2 separate regions of the Homo sapiens genome follow, and region 1 is linked to region 2. The links are chromatin loops, found by intact Hi-C in ENCODE. Cell type or tissue: IMR-90. All regions are shown on one strand.

Region 1 (8,000 bases), 720 kb after region 2:
CTGAGGTGCAGCCCCACTGAGTGTCTTCAGGACATTGGAATAAACCACACCTTAGAACTGTCCCACCTGCGGGACAAGGAAGCCACTGTTTGTCACTGATTGGGATTGCATTCAGGGGCATCAACTCCCTGATGCCAACAATCTCACCCTGTATGCCCACTGAGCATGCCTCCATAGCCAGAAAAGGCTATCTGGTAGAGTTGCCAAGCTTGCAGCAAGAAGCAACAGGTCCATAGGACAGTAGGAAAACCTTCAGTATCTCCACACCCACTTCTATGCCTTTGTTTTTGCGCTTATTTCTACTTGCAATTCCCTCTTTTCCATCTTTTAAAAAGGCTACTCAAGCCAGGCACAGTGGCTCATGCCTATAATCCCAGCACTTTGGGAGGCCAAGGCGGGCGGATCACCTGAGGTCAGGAGTTCAAGACCAGCCTGGCCAATATGGTGAAACCCCATCTCTACTAAAAATATAACAATTAGCTGGGCGTGGTGGTAGATGCCCATAATCCCAGCTACTCGAGAGGCTGAGGCAGGAGAATTGCTTGAACCTGGGAGGCGGAGGTTGCAGTGAGCTAAGAGCGCCACTGCACTCCAGCCTGGGCAACAAAATGAGACTCCATTCCAAAAAAAAAAAAAAAAGCTTACATAGACATTCTCCCCTCTCTATGAAGACTTTTCTTATCACCCTACAGTGTGGTCTTTTTCATGTTGGAAGTTCTGTGGCTCTTTTTGTATCACACGTTGTAGTCTTTCTTGGATTATGTTTACTTATATGTTGATTTCAACAACTGACTCTTGAGATGAGGGGTCCTCACTTCCCTTTGTTTTCCAGAGCCAAACACAGTACTTTGCCCATAGTAAGTGCTCAATAAATACTTGTTAAACTGTGTTTCACACTGAAAATGATTAAACATAAAATGTACTTATCTTCTCCACTATGCAAGTTTTATACTTTCACCTCCTGGGAAATGTTTGCTGGGACATCTCTTCACCTTCTTTAATAAATTTTGATCTTACATCACATTTAAATGCCTTGGAGTTCCAAAAGACAAATATATCCTCGTGTAATTTAATGGCAATCAGCAGGCTACCTTTTTTCTTATTAATATACAGAAAGCTGGTGGTCACAGCAGGTAACTGATGAGACTAATCTGTCAATGTTCTAATAATTCTCTGCCTGATTGCACCCAGCCCAAGAGCCTGAATAATCACAGAAGCGGCAAGTGATTTGATCAGGACTAGAATAGACCATCGATCATCCTCAAGTGAACTGGGTGTTTGTATAGGATGGGGTTAGCATGATATCTCAAGGAAGCCCTTCAGGCAGAAATCAATGTTGAGAATTCAAAGTGTTATAGGAGAGGCCACAGGAAGCTTCTATGAGATGCAATCCTAGGAGTACTTGGTGTAGCAGAAAGAGAATTGAAGCAATGAGTTATCACACTGTTAATTGGGATGCTAGCCAAAAGCATTCAAAAAGATTTGAGGATTTTAGTGGATGACTCAGCCCTTTGGTTGATTTGGCCTCCATGGTTCTCTTTAGTTTTCTAAATAGTTTGAACTACTTCTAACTCGATGTTAACAAGACAAAAAAGGAAAATCATGTTTCTATTGTGGTGTCAAGAAATAAACAGGTGGCAAGACCTTAGCAGTGATTAAAAGGTACTTCATATTTTTGACAATGAAATGAAAATGCTGCATACATACTAAAACTTTATATTTGATAGTACTCTTATATAAATAGCATTTACACAATTAGGTAGTTCTACTTTGTGGGTGGATATCCCCAAAATTTGGTATACATGCCTCCCCTACTCCAGGCCTTGCCTTCACTCTTTGATTCTTTGGAGTCAATATTGCTCTTAGTTTTAAAAGTTTTAGTAGTCAAGATTCTCCTCTTTCCTATATATTTTGCTGACTGGCTTCTGATATTTAGGGAAGGAGCAGCAAAATAGAAGAAAGGCAAAGGGGCAGAGGAATGTTTATATTTGATTCATGCTGTTGTGTTTATCTAGCGTCAGAGCTTTTAAAATGTGGTAGGTGTTGAAAACCAACTCTCTCCTATGAATTTCACTTATGGTTTCTTTGTAGAACCCGGTTTCTGATGTTCTGTATTTTTGCTGAAGACAAATGATATGTTTGAAAACTATTAAGCCTATAAATGTAAATTTCCCAATCATGTTTGATAGCACAAAATATTATATTAAGGAAAATGTTTTTAGCCAAGTAATGTATATCCCATACAGAATGTTCTTTTTGAGACTAAAGTTTTCCACCTAGTTAGGCAAAGGCAGGTCACCTAGGGCCCCGAACACCAGGGTGAGGAGTCTGCATTTTATTCCAAGAGAGAAGGAAGGATTTGGATGATTTCCAGCCATGGGCCTCATAACCCAATTTACACTTTTAAAAGCTCCCTGTTGGCTGTTAGGTGGGGGACAGGATAATAGAAGGACAAAATGGCAGATAGAAATGTAGTCTTCATAAAAGATGATAGCTATTTGGACATGGTTGCTGCCACCGAGGGACTGGGAATGAATCCCTGCAGGTCCAAAGCTAGAGACATTGTCAGGTCACGAAGTGCATCTCTCACTAAAATCGGTAGGAGTGGGTCCTCACTCAGGCATGTTTCCTGGTTTTCTCTCATCTTCCCTGTTCTGTGCCTTCACAGGGCACATTCTCGCCCATCTCCACACTCTAACCCCTACTCCCTCCCTAGTTGGGATCACCTTGGTCTCCCTTCTGTCTTCAGCAGTCCTAATGTTGGCTACTCAGAAGACAAAAACTTTGGGTATAAAGTCTGCAAACACTGTGCACATAAAATGCCAAGCATCCTTCAACCCAGGAGAAGTAGCCTATAGCTTTAGTGGTGGTTACTACTATTTGGTACCAGCCCCGGGGTTGAAATCATAGGTCCTCTAACTTATTAACTGTGATGTTGAGCAAATTACTAAAATTCTCTGTGCTTCAATTTTCTCCCATGTGAAATAGGAATACTGGTAGTACTTATCTCACACAATTTTTACAAAGATTAAATGGGTTAACGTTTACAAAGTGCTTAGAACTGTACTTAACACATAATAAATGTTACTTGAATGATTGCTGTGGTCGTCATTAGCTACCATTTAGAGCTGTGTGAGGAACAGATAAATAACGCCTGTAAAGCACGTATCATGGGGGGCACACACATAAACAGTAAGCACCCAATTAATGCTAAGCTATTATTACTTTGCTCAAATATGACACACGTGTCAGAAATGACCCGCTGTTTATTTCTTTTTTTTTTTTATTTTTGCCTCTCTTGCTGTTTCTGATTTCTTTTTCAGCCCCTGTGAGGTCACATATGTCTGTGCCCGTGTCTGTGATGAGTATATTTAACCTCAGGGTCAAGACAGAAGATATTGGAAGAGAAGGAGAAGCCACTGGCTCATTTCCCAGTTTTTCCATTTTTATTGAAAAAATAAAAGTATTTCCTGTAAGAACTAGGTACCATATTTTTGAGACTCCAGCTGAGCTTGAATAGTTCATTAATTTTGGCACTCTTACGTGAAATGAAAGCAGTTTTGGAAAGTATGCCTTTATCTGGGTTAATTAGTAAACGAGAACATTGGGACTTTAACACATTTTTTTTTTTTTGCTTCAGCAATTCTTGTAATTGTTTTGCTTAGGTTCATGCTGTATATAAACACATAAAGACAGCTTTATGTATCCATCCTGTGATAAAAGACAACTGGAATATTCATGGTGTTCAAGGGACATTTTGGGGAGGGGAAAGTATAAGGACTGTATTACAGAGAAATTTGAAAGAAACAGAAAAGATGGAGGTTGGGGAAAAAAGATGAAGCTGTCTGAATAAGAAAGGATGTCTTAAAGAATGAACAACAGCAAAAGGAAGCACCATTAACAGCCTGTTCCATTTTGATGTCTGACTACACATATCCCAGCTTCGTTTTTATCATCTTAATGTTTATATCGTTACTGACATCCCTGACTTCTGTAACTTCTGAATGCCTCTTAAGGAATCTCTCCAATTATTTGAGTTTTTTGCAGATATTTAAAAGTATTTGGCTTCAAGGTTATGTTACATGACAGCAAACAAATGCTTAGTCATGCCATGAGTAGTATAAATGCCGGTGCTGCCTGCAGCATACATCAGTTCCAAGCTGATTATTTTTCCCTTCTTGTTTCCACCAATTTGTTACGAGACAACTGTCACTCGATGCCCAGATTGAATGGTATATCATACCCTCTCTTTGGCTCTAGAAAAATTACAGAACCCATTTTCCTGCTGACATCCTCATAGGTTTAATATTTCAGTTTAAACTTCAGGGTAATGTGTAGATGCATTCTTGTAAGTTGTCTAGTGCTGGCTGTGCAGAAGCATGAGATGGACAAGAGGAAGGTTGGAAAGTACCTTAAAAAGACAGACTTTTATAAAACTATATAACGTAATTTAGTCAAAAGTATTTTCCTTACTTCAGGTAATTAATTATCTAGGCTGTCTGGCTAGATGGGGAATTAACAAGCATTTAGCCATGAAATGTGGATCAGATACTTCACATAATTATTTTATCCATTCTTTCTTATAACATTGTAAAGTAAGTATCATTATCCTTTTACAGATAGGAAAACTGAGGTTAAGAGAAGTGAAATAAATAGCCCAAGGGCATGCTGTATGTTAGCGTACTTATAAAATTTATGAAATTGATATTCATGGCAGATGAGTCTAAATCATCTGAGATTATTTTTTGTACCCTTCTTCCTATATGCATGTGATGATCACCAGAGCTAGTCCTGGCCCCAAGCGGCAGGGAGACGGAACATATGTTTTTTAATTAGTATTACTCAGGCCCCTAGAATGTATCACAGAGAAAATGACATCACAGATGCTCCAGTGTGTCATACACTCTGGTTATTTAAGGGTGTGTAATAGAATCCTACTCCAACAGGAATTTGGATGCATATGGCAAAACAATTCCCAGAATTCCTTGTCAGTTCAGTTCAGGATGGAAGAATTCTCCCGCAGGACCCTGGCAATAGGCGTTCTGCCCTGTCTGAGGAATCCTCGAGGATCCTGAAATGGGCTGCCCTTGATCCAGTGTGTCACCATGTCTCCCTAACTCTAACCACCCCAGGAGGTAAAAGAGCTTTCTCCTCTCTATTACACACACACACACACACACACACACATCCTTTCCTTAAACTCTTTTGTGGTTATCACAGTGACTGGTGGGCTCTTCTGGCATTCCCAACCAGAGATGTTAAATGTCCTACAACATGTGGGGCTATCTGCATAAATACAAAGTGCCCCTCCCCAATAACAATGAATCCATGAAGAATTTTCCACCATCCCTTCTTTTTTTCACTTACTTTCAATACTCCCTCTCACAGCAGTTTATTCCATCAGGTTCCCTGTGGGAGAAGAGAGGAAGTAGATTAACATATCACCCCTAAAAGACAACCTCCTGTTCTGGGTTGTGATCTCTTCTGACCCAGGTTCTCCTAGTTTCTTGGCTCGCTGGAAATTCTGTTTTTCAGTCAACCTGCTGAATACTCTTTATTGGCAGCTACTCAGAAGGCCACTGCTTGAAAATTTCAGCCCTTGGGGTTGATTTTTGCTGCCAAAAACAGCAGTTGTTGAAGTCTGCTACATATGACTGGGTCATCCATAAGGGTATTTTTTTTCAATATGAAAAACATTTGTTCTGCCAAAGTCATGCCTACCCCCGGCATGGGGGTTGACAGGATTCCATTTGCTTCTAGCAGGGGAAGAACTGACCTCTATAAATTACATTCTTGAATAATGGCTTTGCCCAGAGAAATCTGGCATTACCCCAGGTCTTTCTCCAGATTCATAAACGCTAAATGAGGTGAAGATTTTGACCTGAGCACCTGGGTGGATGTTATGCTCCTTATTAAGATGTGAAAAACCGCCTGGAAAAAAAATTGTCTAGAGAGAGGAACATCAGGGTTTCAGCTTTGGCCTTGTTAAGTTTGAGATGCCTCTTAGACATCTAAATGGATTTGTCCATATGACAGTTGACGATAGGAGTTAAGATTTTAAGGAGTGGCCAGGGTTAGAGATGTACATTTGGGACAGATAAATAGTTCTAAGTCCTCAGCCTGGTAAAATAACTGCTGTGGTTTGAATGGGTTCCCTTCAAAATTCGTGTTGAAACTCAGTTCCCACTGTGGTGGTATTAAGTGGTGGCACCTTTTGGGAAGTGATTAAGTTGGGAGGACTCTGCCCTCATAATTGAATTAGCGCTTTTTAAAAGGGCTGGGAAGAACCAGCTTAGGCCCTTTTGCCATTTGTCCTTTCATCATATGAGGGCACAACCTTTATCACCTCCAGTGGATGCAGCAATAAGGCACCGTCTTGGAAGCAGGGAATGGGGTCCTTGCCAGACACCAAACCTGACAGCATCTTTATCTTGGACTTCCCAACCTCCAAAACTGTTGAAAATAAATTTCCATTCTTTGTAAATGCCCTAGTCTCAGGTATTTTGTGATAGCAGCGAAATGGATTAAGATAATAAAGAGAAAGAGAGTATAAATTTAGGAAAAAATCATCTTGGATTGGATAGCTCTAACATTTAGAATTGCTCAATATAAAATCATCACTAGGTTCTGAGTCTGGTGAATGGTACTAACAGGCAGATTGTCTAGTTATGATGCTGACACTAATGGTTGGAGTATCAATTTAACTAATCCTATGTTTTTCCCCAACCATAAAATAAAGAGTGAGATATACATGGTTACCTTAAGGTGGTAAGATTATAGATGATTTTTAATTTCTTTCTTGTCCTTTTTTATATTGTTCTAATTCTCTACAATGGACACATGACAATGTTATGAAAAAAATACAGTAAACATTTTAAATAGTAATACCCTATATATTGTTTACAGTGCATCTCAACCATCATAAGAGCATGCACGCCCCATCACATTATGATGTGAACACACACTGTAAAGGTGAACATCTTTTTTGTGATATTCAATGAATTATGTCTACAGGCATTTAAGTGGTTCTAAAAGTCTAGAATAATGATGCTTTGGTAAAAATCATAAGGCCAAGATGTCAGTGTGGCACAGTGTGGCATTTTGGACATAATAGAAGCATATTTATTGAATAAACAAAAGGTCACAGTTAAAAGTCACCCTATAAGAGCCTATTAGTTAGCTTGAGAAGTGGTTTACAAGGATGTTCCTTATGTTTCTGTATACTTTCCAACTCTCCAAATGTGTAAGGAGAGCAAAAATGCAATCAGGGAATTAATTCTTGGCCACAACTCACATTCCAAAGGAAAGAATAACAACAACAAAATACCCAAGCAAAACCATCAAACCACATCCTGGTAAAAACCTTTAATGTGCTGCTAGGGCATCATCTGGTCCCCATCATTACCAGCTGTGACTTGCACACCCGGGAAAGGCCAGACTTCAGCAATAGGAACTAAAATCAAAGGCCCATGATATAGCTTTGAAGTTGAATGTGTTTAGCAGCATTTTTAAGTAAGGTGATGACTAGAGAATTAGAAGAAGTGATGGACAGGGCCAGTATAAGACAAAGTTGCTAGGCAATATTTATAAAAATACGAGGAATCTTTGCAAATCAAGATAGGATAGTAACTTCCAGGTCTATCACAATTAATCTTCCGTTTTTACATTCAGTCAATGTGAATTAGAAGTCTACTTTGAGCAGAGTTACATATGTGTGCTTGGATAGATGAGACAATAAGACTGAAGCACTTTACATAAAATGGAGGAGAATGCTGGGCACGGTGGCTCATGCCTATAATCCCAACACCTTTGGGAAGCTGAGGCAGAAAGATCACTTGAGCCCAGGAGTTCAAGACCAGCTTGGCAACATAGTACGACCTCATCTTTACAAAAAAAAACAAAAAACAAAAATGTTTAAGTAGCTGAGTATGGTGGCGTGTGCCTGTAATGCCAGCTACTCAGGAGACTGAGGTGGGAGGATTGCTGGAGCCTGGGAAGTG
Region 2 (8,000 bases):
AAATAAGGCAGTTTACATTTTAACAACTTTTTTTTTTTGCAATGACACTTGGAAAATTCAGTTAACATATCAGCAAACGTTTTGCAATGTGTTATTATTTTGTGGTATTAGAAGATGCTAGCTAACTTTCCCCCAAAGTCTTATTGCTGGTTAAAATCCCTTCTTTTGCTTCTCAGGGGGCAAATATGGCCAAACAGATTGGAGCAGCTACTTATATCGAATGCTCAGCTTTACAGTCGGAAAATAGCGTCAGAGACATTTTTCACGTTGCCACCTTGGCATGTGTAAATAAGACAAATAAAAACGTTAAGCGGAACAAATCACAGAGAGCCACAAAGCGGATTTCACACATGCCTAGCAGACCAGAACTCTCGGCAGTTGCTACGGACTTACGAAAGGACAAAGCGAAGAGCTGCACTGTGATGTGAATCTTTCATTATCTTTAATGAAGACAAAGGAATCTAGTGTAAAAAACAACAGCAAACAAAAAGGTGAAGTCTAAATGAAGTGCACAGCCAAAGTCATGTATACCAGAGGCTTAGGAGGCGTTTGAGAGGATACTCATCTTTTTGGAATCCTGACCTTAGGTTCGGCATGTAGACCAAGTGATGAGAAGTGAATACATGGAAGAGTTTTTAAGTGTGACTTGAAAAATATGCCAAAAAATGAGAGATACAAATGAGCTAGAGGAAGATGAGGGGGGATGCGAGTACCTCCAAGAAGAAAAATCACACTCTGAATGGTGCTTGCATTTTTGGGTTTTTTTTTTTTGTTATAATCTATTCATGGATCTCCACTTTGATTTAATTTTTAAATGTTTTAATCTCCTTTACAAAAAGTATACGTTAATATACCGTCCTCAAGGGGGAACTGGCACTGTGACCTTAGCATTTAGTTTTCTAGAGGATGTGATCTAATTTCTTTCTAGCTCATCATTAAAAAGGAAATTGTATCAGGACCCATGGGATATATCCAGAGGCAAACTTTATGAGGCTTTGAAATCTTGCCTTCCTGAAGATAGCTGAGTAGGATGGTTCTAAGGAAAGCCTTTGCAATCTTGCAAGATTTGTAGACCAGCACTACAAAGATCGCATAGATCAAATAGGAAAAAAAATGTCGATTTTTATTCAGTCTGATGGTTCTGTTCTTCATTGTGATTGTCATTAAAAAGTGGTAAATTGCTCAATGTAATATTTTTGTGCGCTGTTTAGAAGTTGTGTGATTTTTTGCCATCGTTGATAAAAATGCAAAGTCAAATAAAAGGTGTCTTGGTTTGATGTCATAGAATGATCCAAGGAGAGAAAAAAGGTAGTTACTGTTTTCACCAGAAAAGGTAATGAGTGAAGGAAAGAATAGTAGCAGAAAGCACAGTTTGTGAGTAAAGCTGTCTGGAATTAAGTTACCAAAAATACAAAGCAAAAGGACTATTATTTTGGGTTGAAGCTCCAAAACTGACAGCATCTGATAATCTGTTGGTTTATTTCACTTTTCATTAAATGAACATTGATGAGAGAAGATGCCACTTACCCAAGCTTTAGAGAATCCCTAGTGGAAGATTATATGATAAACTTTCAGTCCTGACATAACACTAGGGCATTTCTAGAGTGTCATTGCTAAAACCTCACTGAACAGATGCAGCCAAGGTCTGTGTTCAGCACTTGGTCTCTGTTGTTACGTAAAATAATAAGCATTTAAAATAGTTTACAGATATTTTTGACCAGTTCCTTTTAGAGATTCTTTCAGAGAAGAAACCAGATCTGACCTGTTTATTGTTGGCGCTTGTTGAAAACGAGCTTTCTTTCCCATGATAGTGCTTCGTTTTTGAAGTGTTGAAGCTGTGCTCCCCTTAAATCGTGGCAGGAGAGATTAAGGTAATTACAACACTCAGTTCTATGTCTTACAAGCACTTTGTCTTGTCTCTGCAAGAAAATTCGATTCCAGTCATTTCCCATAAAATACAGACATTTTACCAACATAATATGCTTTGATTGATGCAGCATTATGCTTTGGGCAGTATTACAAAATAGCTGGCGAGTGCTTTCTGTATTTAAATATTGTAAAAAGAAAATAAGTTATAACTGTTATAAAGCAGAACTTTTGTTGCATTTTTTAAACTGTTGAAGTCACTGTGTATGTTTGTTTGGTCAATGTTTCCGCAGTATTTATTAAAACATACTTTTTTTTTCTTCAAATAAAAAAGTAACCATGTCTTTGTCTAAATGTGATCTGTCTTTTATTATCTACTTCCTGATTTAGCTGTTTAGCTTTGTTCTTTAACATAGGTGATTACAGAATCTGGCCTAACGTTTTCTGAACTAGAAGGCTTTGGAATTTTTTGATTCTTCATAGTAGTAACAGATAAACCTGCATATATAAAAGTTTTCATGATGCTTTCAAATCACAAGAAAAAAATGGGGCATAATTAGATTAAGTGATTTGATCATATACAAAAAAGAGCTATGATACTGCCTAAGATTAACTTGTAGAAAAGATGGAAATCCTTCAAGTCTTTAAGAATGAAGCAATATGATGCAGTCTCAAGTCACAGGTTTAATACTAATATAAGCCTAGTTTGCCTCTCTGCCCTGTGGGGTCCTAAGCCTTGGTCCTTAACCCATGCCACCTCGCAAGGCATGCCCTTGTTCACAGCAGTTGTGGGGATGACCCAGAACACAGCTTTTGCAGCAATTCGTGGAAGGATAAATAACACAGCACAACATAATACAAGTTACCCCACTGATCTGGGAGATGTACAGTAAGCATGGAACAGCTTAAAAGAGAGGACTATCTCCCCATAAATCCAGTTGATTCTCAGTCTTCAGCTAAAATACTTACATATAAGTTTTACATAAGTGTCCAAAGATACTCTGTGGGATTTTAAAACAGTGCTTCTTTTTACACAGCTAAGTCACTTCATATAAAAAAATGCATCCTTGTGGCTTCTTTTTTTCTGAGTGGCTTTGGGAATCTTGGAGGTATAGTTATTTGCTTGGAAATAATTCTCAGAAGCCCAAAGCAAAGGGGGAAGCAGAGAATCCAGCATGAGTGAACAAATTAAAGCACACTGACATTATGAAATGGCCTTATAAACAATTTTAAGCACAGAGATTTACTGAAAATGTCTGTAACTCATTCTCGTCATCAAATAGTAAAGGAAATAAAAGTACTTTCCAAATCCTTCGTGTTGAGTAACTTCGGAGCATAATGTCTAAGTCAGGCTTGCAAGAAACTCATTTCTCAACAATCACTGGCACAGAAAAATAAAAAAATAAATAAAAAGCTGAGGTTTTGCTGACCTTGGCAGTATTTTATATGCTGTACAGTAATGTTCCTCTCTGGTCAATTGTTCTTTCCTAGCAGCTTTAATTTGTTGAAGCAAAAGAAAAACGTTTGTCTTCAGCCTTGGGCATGGATGCCTTCGTTTTCTCTGACTTCTTGCCTTAGCAAACATTTCTTCTAAGCATTCTGTGAACATTCCTTTCTATTGATTAATGATCATGGTTAATGCCTTTTTAAATACTAAAAGGTGGTTTTCAAACTCTGAGTAAGACTTACACTGTGTCTCTCTCATTTTAATCTTTTACAGGAATAGTTTCTTAGAAGATTCTAGTCTTGCAGGGAGTCTGTCTTGAGTACAAACTTAGAAATAACTCAGGGAGTTATTTTTATTAGAAAGAATTTTTTTAAATGACCTCATCTTCTAACTCTCCTGAAACTCTTAAAGCTGCTTATCCTTTTTCTACTGGGTTATTTTGACACCAGCATTCTGTTTTAACCTCAAAGTTTTTATTTTTATCATTTTTCTATTCACCAAATATTTATTGAGTGCCTACTACATGCCTGTCACTTTTCTGAGTTTGGCTCATAATCATGAATTAAATACAGTCTCTCACATGGGGAATTTATAATGTAGTAGTGGGAGACAGTCACTACCAAACTATAGTACACCAGAACTGGTTGTCATTTCCATTGACATAAACTGAATCAAAGAAAGTGAGTAGGCACTAAATATTCCAATACATAGCCAGGCACATTAATGCAATAGCCGCATATGTTACACCACATACGGAAGATGATCAATTGCTAGTGAGAGGACGCTCCCTTCGTTCTTTATGTCTCCCAGAGGCAGTTGGTAACTTATTTACAACTTTAGGTTCCTCTCAGCTCTGGGAACATAGTTCTTGCCTCTTACCACTTGTTCATATACTTGGCTACATAAATTCCCTTTCTGTTTTCTCCTTTCCTGAACATAATCTCCATGAATATGACTCTTTCTACAAAACTACAGCATATAAATAAATAGACTCAAGCAACATAAAGTATTGTGGTGGGCTGCATAATGACTCCCCAAGCATGTCCACCTCCTAATCCCAGAAACTGTGAATGTTTCCTTGTATAGCAAAAAGGACTTTGCAGTTGTGATCAAATTAAAGATCTTGTGATGGAAAGATTATTCTGGATTATCCAGAGAGGGCCCATGTAGTCACAGACCTTTATAACAATTATGTAGGAGGAATCAGAGTCAGACAGTGGCAATGTGATGACAGAGATGACAGAGGGTCAGGCAGAAGGATGGAGAGAGATTTGAAGATGCTATGCTGCTGGATTTTTTTTTTTTTGGCAGAGTCTCACTCTCTGTCACTCAGGCTGGAGTGCAGTAATATGATCATAGCTCACTGCAGCCTTGAACTCCTGAGCTCAAGTGACCCTCCTGCCTCAGCCTTCTGAACAGCTGAGACTACAGGTCTATGTTACCATACCTGGCTAATTTTTAATTTTTTTTTTTTTTTTTTTTGGTGGAGATGGAGTCTTGCTATGTTATCCAGGCTAGTCTCAAACTCCTGGTCTCCACCTCTCAAAGTGCTGGGATTACAGGTATGAGCCACCATGCCTGGCTTATGCTGCTGTCTTTGAAGACAGAAAAAGGGGGCCATGAGCCAAAGGATACAGTTGGCCTCTGGAAGCTGGAACGGTCAAGGAAAGGAATTCTCCCCCAGGGCCTCCAGAAGAGTTGCAGCCCTGTGGACCTACTTTAGATTTCTGACCTCAAGAACTGTAAGATTATTAATTTATATTGTTTTAATCCACTACATTTGTGATAATTTGTTACAGGAACAATAGGAAACTAATACAGGTACACTAACAAAACTATTTTCTTCCTTCACCCCTTGCTTTTGGCTTCTTTAGATGATGAGGCAATGGTTTTTACTCATGGAGCTGCTACCACAGACCCTGGGCACTCCCTTCACACATGGCCTCCCTGCCGCACCTGAGTAGATCAGAAATCACTCTCTTTTCACTTAGTGCCCTCAAAGCTCCTGGACAATCACCTCATCCTGTTGGCCTTTTATGAGAACATTCATAGTAAATATTCCCTCTAATATCTGCCTCCTGAGCACCTTTGAGATAGATGATAATTATGGTCCTGGTCCTGCAAGGCATAGAATATTGGAGGGAAAAAGAGTCAGTGTTCTGGGATAAAATAAATCTGTGAAAGTTTTCATCCAATATTTACTATGGGCATGACTGTGATAATTACTGTGTGGAATTTGGAGAAGTCAAAGACCTAGCTCCAGATTCAGCTAAGGTAGATGACGTTTACCCTGGCCTTGCATAAATGTTTCAAGTATATTGAGGTGGTGACTGATCATGGGGAGAATGGACAATCAGAGGAAAAAATATATATTGTGGGCTAAAGCAGTTTTAGATGTTTTCTTAGAAGTGTAGACATTTTATAGAAAAAAGAGATATCAAAATTAACTATTCAGGAGTTTCTTAACCTCTTGTTTTTAAAAGTTGGTTTCCTTTAAAAAACTTAATGACAGCTATAAACCCTTTGTTCCTTAAAAATGCAAAAATACATATGACTCAGATAGCCATAACATTTTACACACAATTTCAGGAAGTTCACAGACTTCCCTTGATATTCATTCATGAACCTATAGTACCCAGATCAAATATTTCTGTGTCAAACTTCTCTATTTTACAAAGAAGAATATGGAAGTTTAGTTACATTCAGGGACTTGCCCAGGGTGGCTAAGCTAATGGCAGAGACTAAAAACAGGCCTTCAGATTCTCAATCTCTGTTCTCCCTGACCCTGGCCAACGAGGAGGCTATTGCTTGCAGAGGCCCAATCAAATGTGTATTTGCCATTTGATGGGATTAGAATGTGTGGTTTCCTCCAAATCCAGATATGGTACTGCTGGCAAGTGCAGTGGAGTTTTTCTGAGAGTAGAAAATAATACAATGGAAATAGTTGTTTGGGTGATGCCTTTTGCTTTTGCAGACCCAGTCATTTACTTAGTCAACAAATACTCTCTGAGTATTTTCTATGTCTCAGATGCTGTGTTCTGTGCTGGGCATACAGAGAGATGAATTAGACCCTGTCCTTGTTCTATAGATGCCTGTCTAGGGTGAGAAAGACAAATACAAATAAAATCACAATTCAGAGTGATAAGAAATGTTGGGGGAGTATAAATAGACAGTCCTCTCCTCCGTCATTATTGTTGTTGCTCTTCTCTGCTCATGTCCTAAATATCAAAGACTGATTCTTAGAAGGATTAAAGAACAAATAAGATGAGATCAGATTGCACTTAGTTGATTTTTTTCCCTCTGTAATTCTATGGAGGATAATTAATAGTCCAATTCTGCTGATGAAAAAAATGTGTTTCTTTATCCTCCAAATGCAAGCTCGCATTCTGCCTGGGATTCAAAGGGAGAAGGTTCAGGTGTTCTCCTAATGCCATGTGCAGAAGCAGGCGGGTATTACTTTTCACAATCAGTAATAAAAGGAGTAACATGTTTTCTCAATAAAGACATCAAGCCTATAGTGTGAGCGTGTATTGGTGAGGAAGGAAGGAGATACACACACACACACACACATATGTATGTATCTATATGATAGGACCAATTAACCTCAAGAGCATAATAGCAGTAACACCTGCTATTCTAAGGAACAGAATCCTAAGGAACAGAGCTGTCCAAAGGAACAGAATTCAGAAATTCAAATCAAAATAATCAATTCAGTAATGAGGGACAATGTGAATGACATCTTTCTTCATGTTTCATACCCAGCCATTTTTCTATGGAAGGCTTTCCTAGTGCTCACCCCAGGATCTGTTAAACCCACTTCAGGCAGTAGCTAGTCATCCTTTTTGCAGCTTTAGATAGAAGTTGGTGGGAAATCCCTTTAATGCTGACTTAATTATAGATAAATGGGTACCTGGAAAAAAAGGAATAGGTTGCTTAGACTCTTAAAGAGACATTTAGATTTGTTGAAGTCAGTCTTCCAGCTGCATAGGTCTGGATGTCGTTGACAAACAAAGTCCTAAAATGAAGCTGTCAGCCAAGAGAAATCAAAATCTGTCAGTTGTTCCTTTCATATCATGGCCACTTCTGTCATTCTCTGAGGCCCTTCCAAAGTGGGAAGAAAATAGCTTTCTGGCTAGAATGTTGCAACACCTTCCTTGCCATCTCTTGACATCACTCGAGAGAAAAATTGGGTTGCATTTCCAGTTCCCTAATGAGACAAAACAGATTGAGGAAAGGCAGAGGAATTATGTCAGTTTGGGAAAGACACAGGCAGAACAGTAAATGATAAGTTTTTTTGTTGTTGTTTTGTTTTTGTTTGCTTGTTTGTTTGTTTTGATGGAGTCTCACTCTATTGCCAAGCTGGAGTGCAGTGGCGCAATCTCAGCTCACTGCAACCTCCGCCTCCCGGGTTCAAGTGATCCTCCTGCCTCAGCCTCCCAAATAGCTGGGACTACAGGTGCCCGCCACCATGCCCAGCTAATTTTTTGTATTTTTAGTAGAGATGGGGTTTCACTATGTTGGCTAGGATGGTCTTGATCTCTTGACGTTGTTATCTGCCTGCCTGGGCCTCCCAAAGTATTGGGATTACAGGTGTGAGCCATTACACCTGGCCATAAGTCGTAAGTTTTTAAACAGTAGACCCTAGATGGTTCTAGTTTTTGTATGTGTTATTCCCTTAAGTGCTGCC

Evidence for each region. Peaks named below come from ENCODE experiments on the same cell type or tissue, not always from the same donor. Only the 100,000 strongest peaks of a DNase experiment are listed, where the experiment ranks them.
Region 1: it touches region 2 in a loop (4-fold over the local background); 2 of 110 quality-filtered maps call a loop at or near these places.

The regions. Positions count from the first base shown.
Region 1 is chr2:149,741,127-149,749,126 of GRCh38, reverse strand. It overlaps MMADHC-DT (MMADHC divergent transcript), which reads right to left. Exons shown (of 3, transcript NR_110240.1): 2 at 5,368-5,409. LOC105373680 (a long non-coding RNA gene) reads left to right here. Exons shown (of 2, transcript XR_923464.3): 2 at 3,324-3,479. Among named protein-coding and RNA genes, the nearest start is that of LINC01931, 110 kb to the left of the region's middle. In IMR-90, a CTCF peak has its summit at 4,793; DNase peaks (open chromatin) are centred at 4,096, 4,886 and 7,356; H3K4me3 peaks cover 155 bases; H3K27ac peaks cover 3,678 bases.
Region 2 is chr2:150,462,415-150,470,414 of GRCh38, reverse strand. It overlaps RND3 (Rho family GTPase 3), which reads left to right. Exons shown (of 6, transcript NM_005168.5): 6 at 177-2,220. The coding sequence ends at 428. Among named protein-coding and RNA genes, the nearest start is that of RND3, 21 kb to the left of the region's middle. In IMR-90, no CTCF peak of the experiment used is centred here; DNase peaks (open chromatin) are centred at 3,354 and 4,184; H3K27ac peaks cover 995 bases.